Regions from separate parts of the Homo sapiens genome. Here region 1 is linked to region 2. Evidence: read pairs that join two places in POLR2A ChIA-PET (ENCODE). Cell type or tissue: Panc1. All regions are shown on one strand. Links, peaks and the distances in the headings refer to the core of each region. The heading gives the core; the rest is flanking DNA. Region 1 overlaps LINC02028 (long intergenic non-protein coding RNA 2028). Region 2 overlaps LOC102724877.

Region 1 (5,371 bases), core at 317-5,316, 73 kb before region 2:
GGTCATTTCAGGTGTTCAAAGACCCCCTGAAGCCCCACCTAAGGGTCCTGTTAAGAACCTCTGCTCTGGAGAATATTAAAATGTTGAGCCTCTGTTTTCTAAACTGTGAAGAGGATATAGCACTCACTCCCAGCCAGCTTCGTGGAAGAGAAGGAAGAGGCTACATAGACCTGTGCTGTTAAAACATATTGGTTCTCTGCCTGGCAGACATGTAATATTGATGCAGTTCTATTACCATCATCTGCCACAGTCGTTCCCTATTCTGCTTCATGGGATGTAAATTTCTTTACAAGACAGAAGCAGCCCTGTCTGTGAAATTCCCAAAGCAAACCCTTCTGGTAAGCCAGCACTGTAAGTTTTCATACTTGACTGTTAGAAATGTAATGAGTCCCCACGGAGACCAAAGGGAAGGCTGGAGGTAGCTCTGCAGGCTCTCAAAGGGTAATAATTGCTGGGGCAGGAACACACCAAATGATACCCTTGTGGTTTTAAAAGTCAATGCAACTTTCCAAAGAGTCCTACTTTCTCCCAGAGTAGGTTGCAGTACTTGAGAAATAAACCCACTGAAACAAAACGTTGAGTTTGGGGGAAAAGCTCCTGATATATCAGTTAAAAACTAAAAGCTTTTAATGTATCAGTAATATATTAAATAGAATCATCCATTTGGTGCAAGGAACCTAACTGCAATTTCTGCAAATATCACCAGTAAAATAAAGGGATTGGATTAGACTTTGTTGTCCTTTCATCTTCCTGGGTTTGCAAATCCTTTCAGAATTAGATATAAGATATGGTTTCTGGCCCCAGAAAATACATATTTACTAGACATGTAACTCTCACCTAATTTTACTTGCAATTTAGGGACTTTACAAAATCCTGGCAGTCCATTGTGGACGACCAGGTTCATGAAAGCTAAACTACCCATTCTCTAAGGCCTCTTCTGCCTTAATAGGCTTCAGAGACTTCAATTCCTTCACCATTTTGCAGAGCCTCTGCAAGGAGAGGAAGGAGCAAAGTGCTCTTCCTACAGCTGCTGTGAAAATAACCATGCTTTAAACACTCAATTTAGGTTATGTTTAGAAAGCATAGTCCAAATAAGCAGCTCTTCAGGACAATGGCATAAAACTACAACTTGACGTTTTTTTTTTCCTAGAAGACAGGGAATGAGAAGGATGGAAGGCCTGGATAGCGTAAGATAAAGAATGGGGTATGGTTGGAACACACAGATGGCACAGTCCTTGAAGAAGTGAGTGTTAAGGGTCTCAAGAAAGCGTGGGCAAGCAGCAATCTTGCCTCTGTGGGAAGTGGTAAGGGAAGCTACGCAGCTTCTCAACACACAGAGGGGTCCTTCGGACGGTACCTATAGCAGGCCTCGCTGTTGGTCATAAATATTGACTGCCCCTCCCTGAAAGAGGATGATATTTCTCCTTCTTCTTGACATTAGACTTGGCCATGCTATTTGCCCTGGCCAGTGAAATGTGCAGAAATGACATCTCTCACTTCCAGGCAGAAGATCTAAGAGCCAGCTCAAGTTTTACCATGTGCTCTTCTCCCCATCCACGAGGCTGGCAGGATTCTAGGCCTACTGCACCCTCAGTGAAGGGAACGTGGGGCAGCGCTGCAGTCAGCCTCTCAGGCATCAGGTGAGTGCAAGAAAATATTTTTGATATTGTAAGCCTGTGAGATTTTGGAGTTGCTTGTCACTGCCGCAGAGCCAAGCCTAACTTCCTGATATACTACCATCCTCCTTTGGGAAGGAAGAGAGACGGATTGCAGCACCAGCCAGCGTCTGAAGGAACTACGTGCACCCTCCTCTTTCCATCCTCCCCACTCCTGACGCTGTTAACAGCACTCTCCTGTCATGGTTAGTGCTAAGTGTCAATTTGATTGGGTTGAAGGATGCAAAGTATTGTTCCTGGATGTGTCTGTGAGGGCGTTGCCAAAAGAGATTAACATTTGAGTCAGTGAACTGGGGGAGGCAGACCAACCCTCAAAGTGGCTGGGCACCATCTCATCAGCTGCCAGCACGGCTAGAATAAAGCAGGCAGAAGAAGGTAGGAGAAGCTGACTTGCTGAGTCTTCTGGCCTTCATCTTTCTCTTGTGCTGGGTGCTCCCTGCCCTTGAACATCAGACTCCAAGTTCTTCGGCTTTTGGACACTTGAACTTACACCAGTGGCTCTCTCTCTCTCTGGCCTTCAGCCACAGACTGAAGACTACACTGTCGGCTTCCCGACTTCTGAGGTTTTGGGATTCAGACTGGCTTTCTTGCTCCTCAGCTGGCAGAGGGCCTATCATGGGACTTCATCTTGTGACTATGTGAGTCAATTCGCCTTCATCTATACATCCATCCTACTAGTCCTGTCCCTTTAGAGAACCCTGACTAATACACCTCCTCGTCCACTACGACCCAAGGAACTGTAGAGCTCCGCTAAGAGCCAGTAGCCCATCAGTCATGCCCTCTGTAGCAGGTTGAATGATGCCCCCGAAAAGAGATGTCCACATCTTAACCCCCCAAATCACGAATGTGACTTAATTTGGAAAAAGAACCTTGCAGGTATCATTAAGATTCTCCATATGAAATCATCTTGTATTACCAGGATGTGCCCTAGATCCAAGGACAGGTGTCCTTCTAGAGATGAAGAGAAGACAGAGGAGATGGAAGTGATGCAGCTACAAACCGAAGAACCCCTAGGACCACCAGGAGCTTACAGACTCAAGGAGGCTTCTTCCCTAGAGCCTTTGAAGACAGCCTGCAGGCCGGGCGCCGTGGCTCACGCCTGTAATCCCAACACTGTGGGAGGCACAGGCAGGCGGATCACCTGAGGTTGGGAGTTTGAGACCAGCCTAACCAACATGGAGAAACCCCGTCTCTACTAAAAATACAAAAATTAGCCAGGCGTGGTGGTGGAAGCCTGTAATCCCAGCTGCTTGGGAGGCTGAGGCAGGAGAATCACTTGAACCCGGGAGGCTGAGGTTGCAGTGAGCCGAGATCGTGCCATTGCACTGCAGCCTGGGCAACAAGAGTGAAACTCTGTCTCAAAAAAAAAAAAAAAGAGAGAGAGAGAGAGCCTGCAGCCTTGCTAACACCTTGATTTTAGACTTCTGGTCTCCAGACCTGTGAGAGAATAAATTCTGCTGTTTTAAGCCACTCAATTTGTGGTAATTTGTTACAGCGACCATATAAAACTAATAATTTCACTTTTGCAAAATAACTTTTCTTCATTTCTTCCTCTCTTTGATATACTTCCTAAAGGCAAGAGCTACAAACCAGTATACTAATGGACTGGGGAAAAAGCCTACCTTTCTCTCTATCCAGTCCCCAGGGCAGGGCCGCAATTACGTTCAAAGGGAGGGAGAATGCCAGCTCACAAAACCTGACTGCTCCACTTCCTCTCCAGGGGAGACAGCAGCAGTGAGAGAGGCTGAATCCGTGATTATGGACTATGCAGAAAGTGAGTCTCAAAATAAACAGCTCCTGGAGTCAAAGCTCAGGGGACGACATATAGAATTTTAGAGTCTTCAGGACAGAGAGAGAGCAGGTAGTTCAACTTCTTCAGGGAGAGTTTTCAGAGGTACAAGAGAGCAAGGAATTTTGTATATTTGCATATGTTTTTGTTTTATTGAGGACTCTGAGGGCTGGAGAGCAGAGAAATCTGTCCAGGGTCACAAACTAGGGGCTGATACCAACTTCACCACCCAGTGCAGGAGGGCTCTTCTTCTACTTCTGGGGTCCCGCCTCTGTGGTGCTGCCCCCAGAATGGGGGCTTATTACATAACAGGTCTCACTCCCTTAGGTCCTTCATAAGCCCTCAGCTCTCCTGGTCTGGGGACCCCACTCCATGTCATTTTAAACATCTTAAAATGCATGATTATCTCATATCAAATGTAATTTTTTCTCTTTAAAAATCTCATGGTTCTTTTATAATTTTTGCTTCTGAAAGTAATTGCCTATAAACAACTTGCTTGATTTTAGATTTTCTACAGTTTTCAGTAATCATCATACAAACCCAGGAGAATCTAGCCATAGATTGTTTTCAAAAGCAATGAAATTTATATGAATGCTACATTTCATAATTAAAAAGACTGGCATTATGCTTTCTGTTGTACAGATTTAATTAACATTTTTATTAATTTCAGGTCTGCCTTTTAGTGTTTTGATTGGGAAGTATTTGGGGAAGCCTTCACATGAAGGATGGTCAACAGGTGTTAGCAGGTAAGGTAGACAGAACTGGGTGGCAGTGCCTGAAATGTCCAGCAAACATCTCGGCTTGTGGGGCTGAGTGTAGGTGAGGGAAATAGCAGGAGAATGGATTTTAAGCACTGAGCCAGGCACTACCATATCCATAATCTCCTCTGAGACTTGGAAACCAAGCTGGGGCCAGGTTACAAATGACTTCACATGCCATTCTCCCCGCTGCCTGCCACTTGTACCTTGGGCAGCCACTGGGGACATTCCTGGTTCTGGATTCCTGCCTCTGAGCAGCTCTCTTAACATGAGTAGGAGGCCTGTGCTTCCCCACACCCGTTTCCATCTGTTTGCATGGACCAGAGCCACTTGAGATAGGGCCTTCCTAGGAATAGAAGGTAAGACCAGCATCATTCCAGGGCCACTGTGGATGGGCTTTCCCCGCCCAGGAAATGACTGCTGCATTGATCTCTGTGCCACTCAGGCCAGGGCATCCTTGTGGGGAGGATTCCAGTCTGCATTGCATCAAATACCTATGAGAGGGAAAAGCCGTTTAAGCTAAGCATATGTTTATTTGATTGAAACAAATAACTCTCACAGGCCACAAACAATACAGGCAGACAGATGTTTCAAGCGGCACCTCATCAGCTGATTGGGCCATCATGCAATATCAGTGCACAGAATAATTCTGGAAAGATTCTAGGAAGGGAAGTTGGCTATCTTAAAATCTCTCCCTTTGGGATGAATTTCACAGCAACCACTTTAGATGGCAGTAGCGACTGATTATCCCCATTTTAAACCTTAGAACAGAAGGACCACTCCCCCAGTGATACCCAACTAGGAATGGAAGAAGCCAAGAAGACCACAACCCAGGTCTTTAGACTCTGAGATCTCTTTTCGTTGAGCTTGGCAGAACTACCACTCCAAAGACTCACAGCCTCTCAACGAATGGTGAGAGCATGTTACAAAGACATAGAAACTGGCTTGAAAGGGCGCCTGCTGGTCAAACCTGGGACAATTTATTTATCAAAATAAGTAATAATGATAATAGTTGTAACTTTTGAGTAAAATAGAAATCTGTAAATCCACACTGATACAAACAAATACACAGAAAGAAGAGAAAGCTGTCTTTATAGTAAAATGACAACTGGTAAAAGTAGACATAATGGAATTAGAATCACCATTTA
Region 2 (5,371 bases), core at 63-5,062:
TCCTCTAGGACCAGACAGATAATTAACCCTTTCTCTGCTCTGCTGATATAACTACTTTCCACAGTTTTTATGGAAGAACAAAATGCCCACGAAACCTCTGTGCACGACTAATTTATCTGACACCCTGGCTCTGACTTCTCTATCCCAAAATTCAACTCAACAACACTTTCCAGAAATTTCTAAAATTTCTTTGATCCAAGGTTTCCAGAAATACCTACAGTTCTGTTTGTCTATTATAATTTTTTGATGACCATGGTTCAAAACCTTAGCTTACTCCTTTAAAAAATACCATTATCGGCCCAGGCACAGTGGCTCACACCTGTAATCCCAGCACTTTGGGAGGCCAAGGCGGGTGGATCACCTGAAGTCAGGAGTTTGAGACCAGGCTGGCCAACATGGTGAAACCCCGTCTCTACCAAAAATACAAAAATTAGCCAGACATGCTGGTGGGCACCTGAAATCCCAGCTACTCGGGAGGCTGAGGCAGGAGAATCACTTGAACCTGGGAGGCGGAGGTTGTAGTGAGCCGAGATCGTGCCATTGCACTCCAGCCTGGGCAACAAGAGTAAAACTCCGTCTCAAAAAAAGAAAAAGAAAAAGCAAAAAAAAACCTAGTATCTGTCTCAAAACTCTGAATAACAAAGGGCACAACTTATCTATCATCATAAATGCAGCCAGTGACTACTCAGGGGCACTAAAACAATTTTTAGATTGTTACTCTCCCCTCAGAAATTCACAGATTGTAGGAAGAAAGCAGAAAAGTAGCCAGAGAATGGGGGCACGTGGGAGGGCGTCTCTGCAAGAACTGGGCCTCTTCCCCCAGTACCCAAGCAGCAATTAAGACTGGTCAGCCAACCCAAAATGTGTCCGGCTTTTATGAATTTCCAATCAATAGCCAAAACGCCAGAAGTTTCTTTTCAAATTAAAAAGAGAGAGAGAGAGAGCGTGAGGGAGGAAGAAAGGAAGAAATCCAAACAGTGGACAAAAACAAGGCGACCGTGGCTCCCACTCCAGCCTGCGAAGCGGCGACAATGGTGAGAAATCAATGCCCAGAACCACAAGGCAGCTTTCAGACACCTCTTGACCCTGTCACTTCCTGGGTAATTAAGAGGCACTACAGTTCCGTGTCACTGTCAGGGGCTGAATGTATATCGATAGATAGATATATATGTTCTTAAAAGATTCTTTTTCTACAGCGGTGGTCAGGATCCTGCCAAAGAAAAGCGGGAGAAGAAAGGCATTTTGTCCAGAGTGCAGTGAAAGGAAACATGAAAGGAGAAACCTAAATTTTTCAGTACAGTCTGCCCCTGACATGGGAAAATGGCGCAGACAAGAATAGACGGCTTGTTCGCCGTTGAGTTTTTTTCTTCCTTCCCTTGACAGATTATCTCTGTGAATGTGGTGTAGGCAGCAGGGCACCCCGCCCTCTCTGTTCTTCTTCGGATACCTTAAGGACATGAATGCAAAGCCTGGGGTCTACATGACAGGCTGAGTCAATGCTTGGCTGCATGGGGCTTTAAAGGGGGCCGCCTTCCTTCCAAGGGCCTCAGTTTCCCTAAATGAGGGAAATTGGACTAAACCCGCTCTGGAGACTTTTCCAGGGCTGGCATTCACTGAGACCATCAGAAACAGTTTTTTCTTCTGACCCTACCCAGAAAACAGAGGAACATAGAGTTCCAGGTGAGCAGAAGTGGCCTCCCCACCCATGCCTATGAAATACCAGCAACCAAGGCCACTCAGAGAAGGTCGGACCAACCCACTGGAGAGAGGGAACCTCTAAAGGCACTTTGCCAGCTCTGACCCTGATGGTTCTTTGGCGAGTCTGCATCCTTTCCCTGTGGCACTTGTCTGTGGGGCTCAACTCAGAGAGTTGAGCGCAGTCTGCTTTGCAAATGAATGCAAGCCACATGTCCGCCATGGACTGGGAACTCCCTGGCCCACAGCCCTCACTGATTATCCCGACATCCCTCCCAGGGCCAGCAGCAAGCCTGGGCCCCACACAAGAGGTGCTCGGTGAATGTTTATTAAGCCAACATCTGACTTTAATGATACAGCAGGGAGAAGGAAGCTTGTTCTCACGGGGTGCCTCAGTGAATCACTTTCGCATAAACCTGAGAGTTTTATTTCAGCAAACCAGTCCCTTTCCTGAGTCCTTGGTAACAAATTTTACTCCTGGAGGGCAAGAACACAGTTCTATCATCTCTCTATGCTTACTACTAGGACAGTGACAGGGTGTACACACCAATAAAGTTTGAGGGAAGGAATGGATGATGTCACACACTGAGGTCTTCCTCCTGGGTCTGCCACCTGGCCCTCAGCATGGGGGCTGGTGTATATAGTGACTGTCAGTGTGGCACTCCAATACCCTGAGATGAGTGACATTCTCCACATGGTACAGCAGGGGTGTTATATGCACGTGGCACATGTGCAGAACACCCTGTACGTTGCATTGGCTGTCACAGCAAAGAGGCCCCTGTCACTCACTCTTGGAATATCAGAAGGATAAAGATACTAGTAAATGGGAAAGGGGAATTCCACTTATCTAGAGGAAAAGTACAATATAAATTTACTATCACAATATATGTTTATAACTAAGGCAAAGCTTATCTTGGTGTTCTCTCTCGCTCATTGGATAGGTGCTGTGTTTTATAGCATCGGGCTGGACCCAGGAAGCTGGCTCCCAAAAACCTGGGCTTCCTTTGCAACCTCTACATGAGGAAGAGGCACCAGTTAGTGTGACCCATCCTGGGTAAGGATAGGCTTTCCCTAGGTACAAAAAGATCATTATTACCTTGGCCTCTTGGCCACTTTTTCTTCTGGCTAGCTTAAAACCCGTTCATTTGTTCTCACAGTGGCTTGAGGGACAAAAGGGCAAGTATTACCAGCCCTAGGGTTGCTAGGTGGCTACAGGGCACTTGGAATATGGCTATGGTTACTGCCGCTGAAGAATTGAATTCATTTTATTACACTCTAATTAATTTAAACAAATTTAAACGGCTGCATGTGTCTGGTTGCCACCGTGTTAAACAGCATAGCTCTAAATTCTTCACCTAAAAAAATGTGTAAAACCTAAAGTATTTGGTGACTTGATAAAGCCTTGAAAAATCTAAATAAGATAATAGATAAACCAACTAAAAGGAGGAAGAGGCCTCTTAACTGTCACTTGGAGACCACCCAGGACTGTATTTTCAAAGTCTATTAGCACCTGCCCAGAGTTGGTGGCAGAGCCTACCCCGACGTAGCCGCTCATGCCCCCACAGGGATGCGTCTCCCCCTCCAGTGCACGCTGGCATGCAAGCCCCTGAGTAGCCCCCACCCTAGCACTGATGACAAGGCTTGTGCACAGCAGCTTTGCTAGACTGTGAGCTCCCAGGGGACAGAGACTGGCTTTACCTATCACTGAATACCTCCCTCCCTGCAATTCCCAGCTGAATGCCAGTCACAGAGCAGGTGCTCAAAAGAGGGTTGTTTTGAACCAAATCCCCAACATTTAATTCAGAGGTTGTTATGATCATAAGATGGGGTCTCCTATGGACTGAATGTTTATGTCCCCCTCATATGTTGAAGCCTAATCCCCAGTGTGATGGCATTTGCAGGCGGGGCCTTTGGGAGGTAGCTAGGTTTAAATGAGTTCGTGAGGCTAGAGCTCCCGTGATAGGATGAGTGTTCCTATAAGACGAGGAAGAGACCATATCTCTCTGCTATGTGAGGATACAGTGAGAAGGCAGCTTTCTGCAAACCAGAAAGAGACCCCTCCTCAAACACCAAATTAGCACCTTGATCTGGGACTTTCTTGCCTCCAGAACCTTCAGAAATAAATGTTTGCTGTTTAAGCTAGGATATTTTGTTACAACAGCCTGAGCTAACTAAACTAGGATCTTTGAAAGCAGCAGCTTTTGACATCAGCTTTTTCACATGCACTCATTAAAGATTTTTTAAAAAACCAAAAAAGATATTTTACCAAGTACTTCCCATGGGAACTATGGGACCAAGAAAGAGTCCGTCTCTGCTCTAAGGAGGAACCAACACAGTGTGAGAAATGACCAAGTACAGAAGTAATTATAACTCCAGACATAAAGTGATCTGTTCCACTTGAGCAATGCAGATGGAGCCCTTGGAAACTGCGGAGAAAAGGGATGGGTCACTGCTAAAATTAGTAGGGGAGGAAGCAGGAGGGGACAGCTTCCTGGAGAAAGTGGAGCATCTGAGCCAGGCCTAGAGGGATCGGGCGGATGTGCCTGTGCAGTAAGGAGACTGGGATGAGAGCAAAGAGCAGAGGCCGGCGGGCAGGAAGTGGGGGGAAGGAGAGGAGGTGTCTGGGGATAGTGACGAGTCCAGCCTTTTACACAGCAGCATTGCTGTACAATGAAGCTGGGAAGAAGCTCTGCTCTGGCCAAAGCGCTAATGCTAACGGTCCCCGCTACCTCGTCCTGCGCCCACCCCACCACCCCCAAGCTCCGTGGAGCTCAGGTTTAAAAACTGTAAGAACTGGAACATTTTGTATTTCTAGTCCTTTTCCCTGCCACCTGCAATAGATCCCCCAGTCCTACCCCTTTCACAAGGAGTGAGGGTGGACAGCTGGACAACCAGTGTGGCCTCCCAAGTGGCTGTGGGAAGGGCTAGGCTGTCTGCTCCCCTCACTCTCTTCCGCCCGCTGTGAAATCCACATCAGCTGGAGATGCCCAAGAGCTCTGTTCCCATCTGTTCTGGGCACGGCTGGTGAGAAAGCCTCAGGATTCAAGAGGCCGGCCCAGGGAGCGGGCAGGGTAAGAGCCCACCACACAGGCATGTTCAGCCAGTCCTGGGAACAGCTGCCCAGCCAAGGGCCAGGAGGCTCCCTGCTTCCCAGCCAAGGGCCAGGAGGCTCCCTGCTGCCCAGCCAAGGGCCAGGAGGCTCCCTGCTGCCCAGCCAAGGGCCAGGAGGCTCCCTGCTGCCCAGCAGCTCTCAAATCACCCATTTTGTAGCCTGGCTGCTAATGATGCAATCAAGTTCATCAGAAAGCATCTGTTCTGAATGATAGGCACACTGCTCTGAGAGAAGTATGGGTGTGCTCTGAGAGAGGCACATCAGAGTCGGGGGACTTGGGTGACTAAGCAACCAGGACTCTTGATGTTCCCATGAGCCTCAAAACTACCCCTTGGGATCTTATCCAACCATCTTGAACTAGACCAGCAAGTCTCCTCTGAGCCCTCAGCCAAGACCTCAGGACGGAAGCTCGTTCAGGGACGTGCAGCTCTTCACAAGCCCCAGGGCTCACTGCCACCAGAACCCCTTGTGAGCTCCCCACAGCAATGTGAGAATGGATGGGGGGCGGTGGGGGGGATATAGTTTCAGGCAAATACTAGAAGAGCAGCTGTTGTATTCAAGCAC

Evidence for each region. Peaks named below come from ENCODE experiments on the same cell type or tissue, not always from the same donor. Only the 100,000 strongest peaks of a DNase experiment are listed, where the experiment ranks them.
Region 1: POLR2A ChIA-PET joins it to region 2 with 8 read pairs; 11 of 35 experiments call an interaction of 5 or more read pairs at or near these places.

Annotation. Positions count from the first base shown.
Region 1 is chr3:194,005,861-194,011,231 of GRCh38, forward strand. The region is part of intron 2 of LINC02028 (long intergenic non-protein coding RNA 2028); the gene reads right to left. Among named protein-coding and RNA genes, the nearest start is that of LINC02026, 4.9 kb to the left of the region's middle. In Panc1, for the core only: no CTCF peak of the experiment used is centred there; no DNase peak of the experiment used is centred there; H3K27ac peaks cover 317 bases.
Region 2 is chr3:194,078,742-194,084,112 of GRCh38, forward strand. All of the region lies in intron 3 of LOC102724877, which reads left to right. Among named protein-coding and RNA genes, the nearest start is that of LINC02028, 10 kb to the left of the region's middle. In Panc1, for the core only: no CTCF peak of the experiment used is centred there; no DNase peak of the experiment used is centred there; H3K27ac peaks cover 2,462 bases.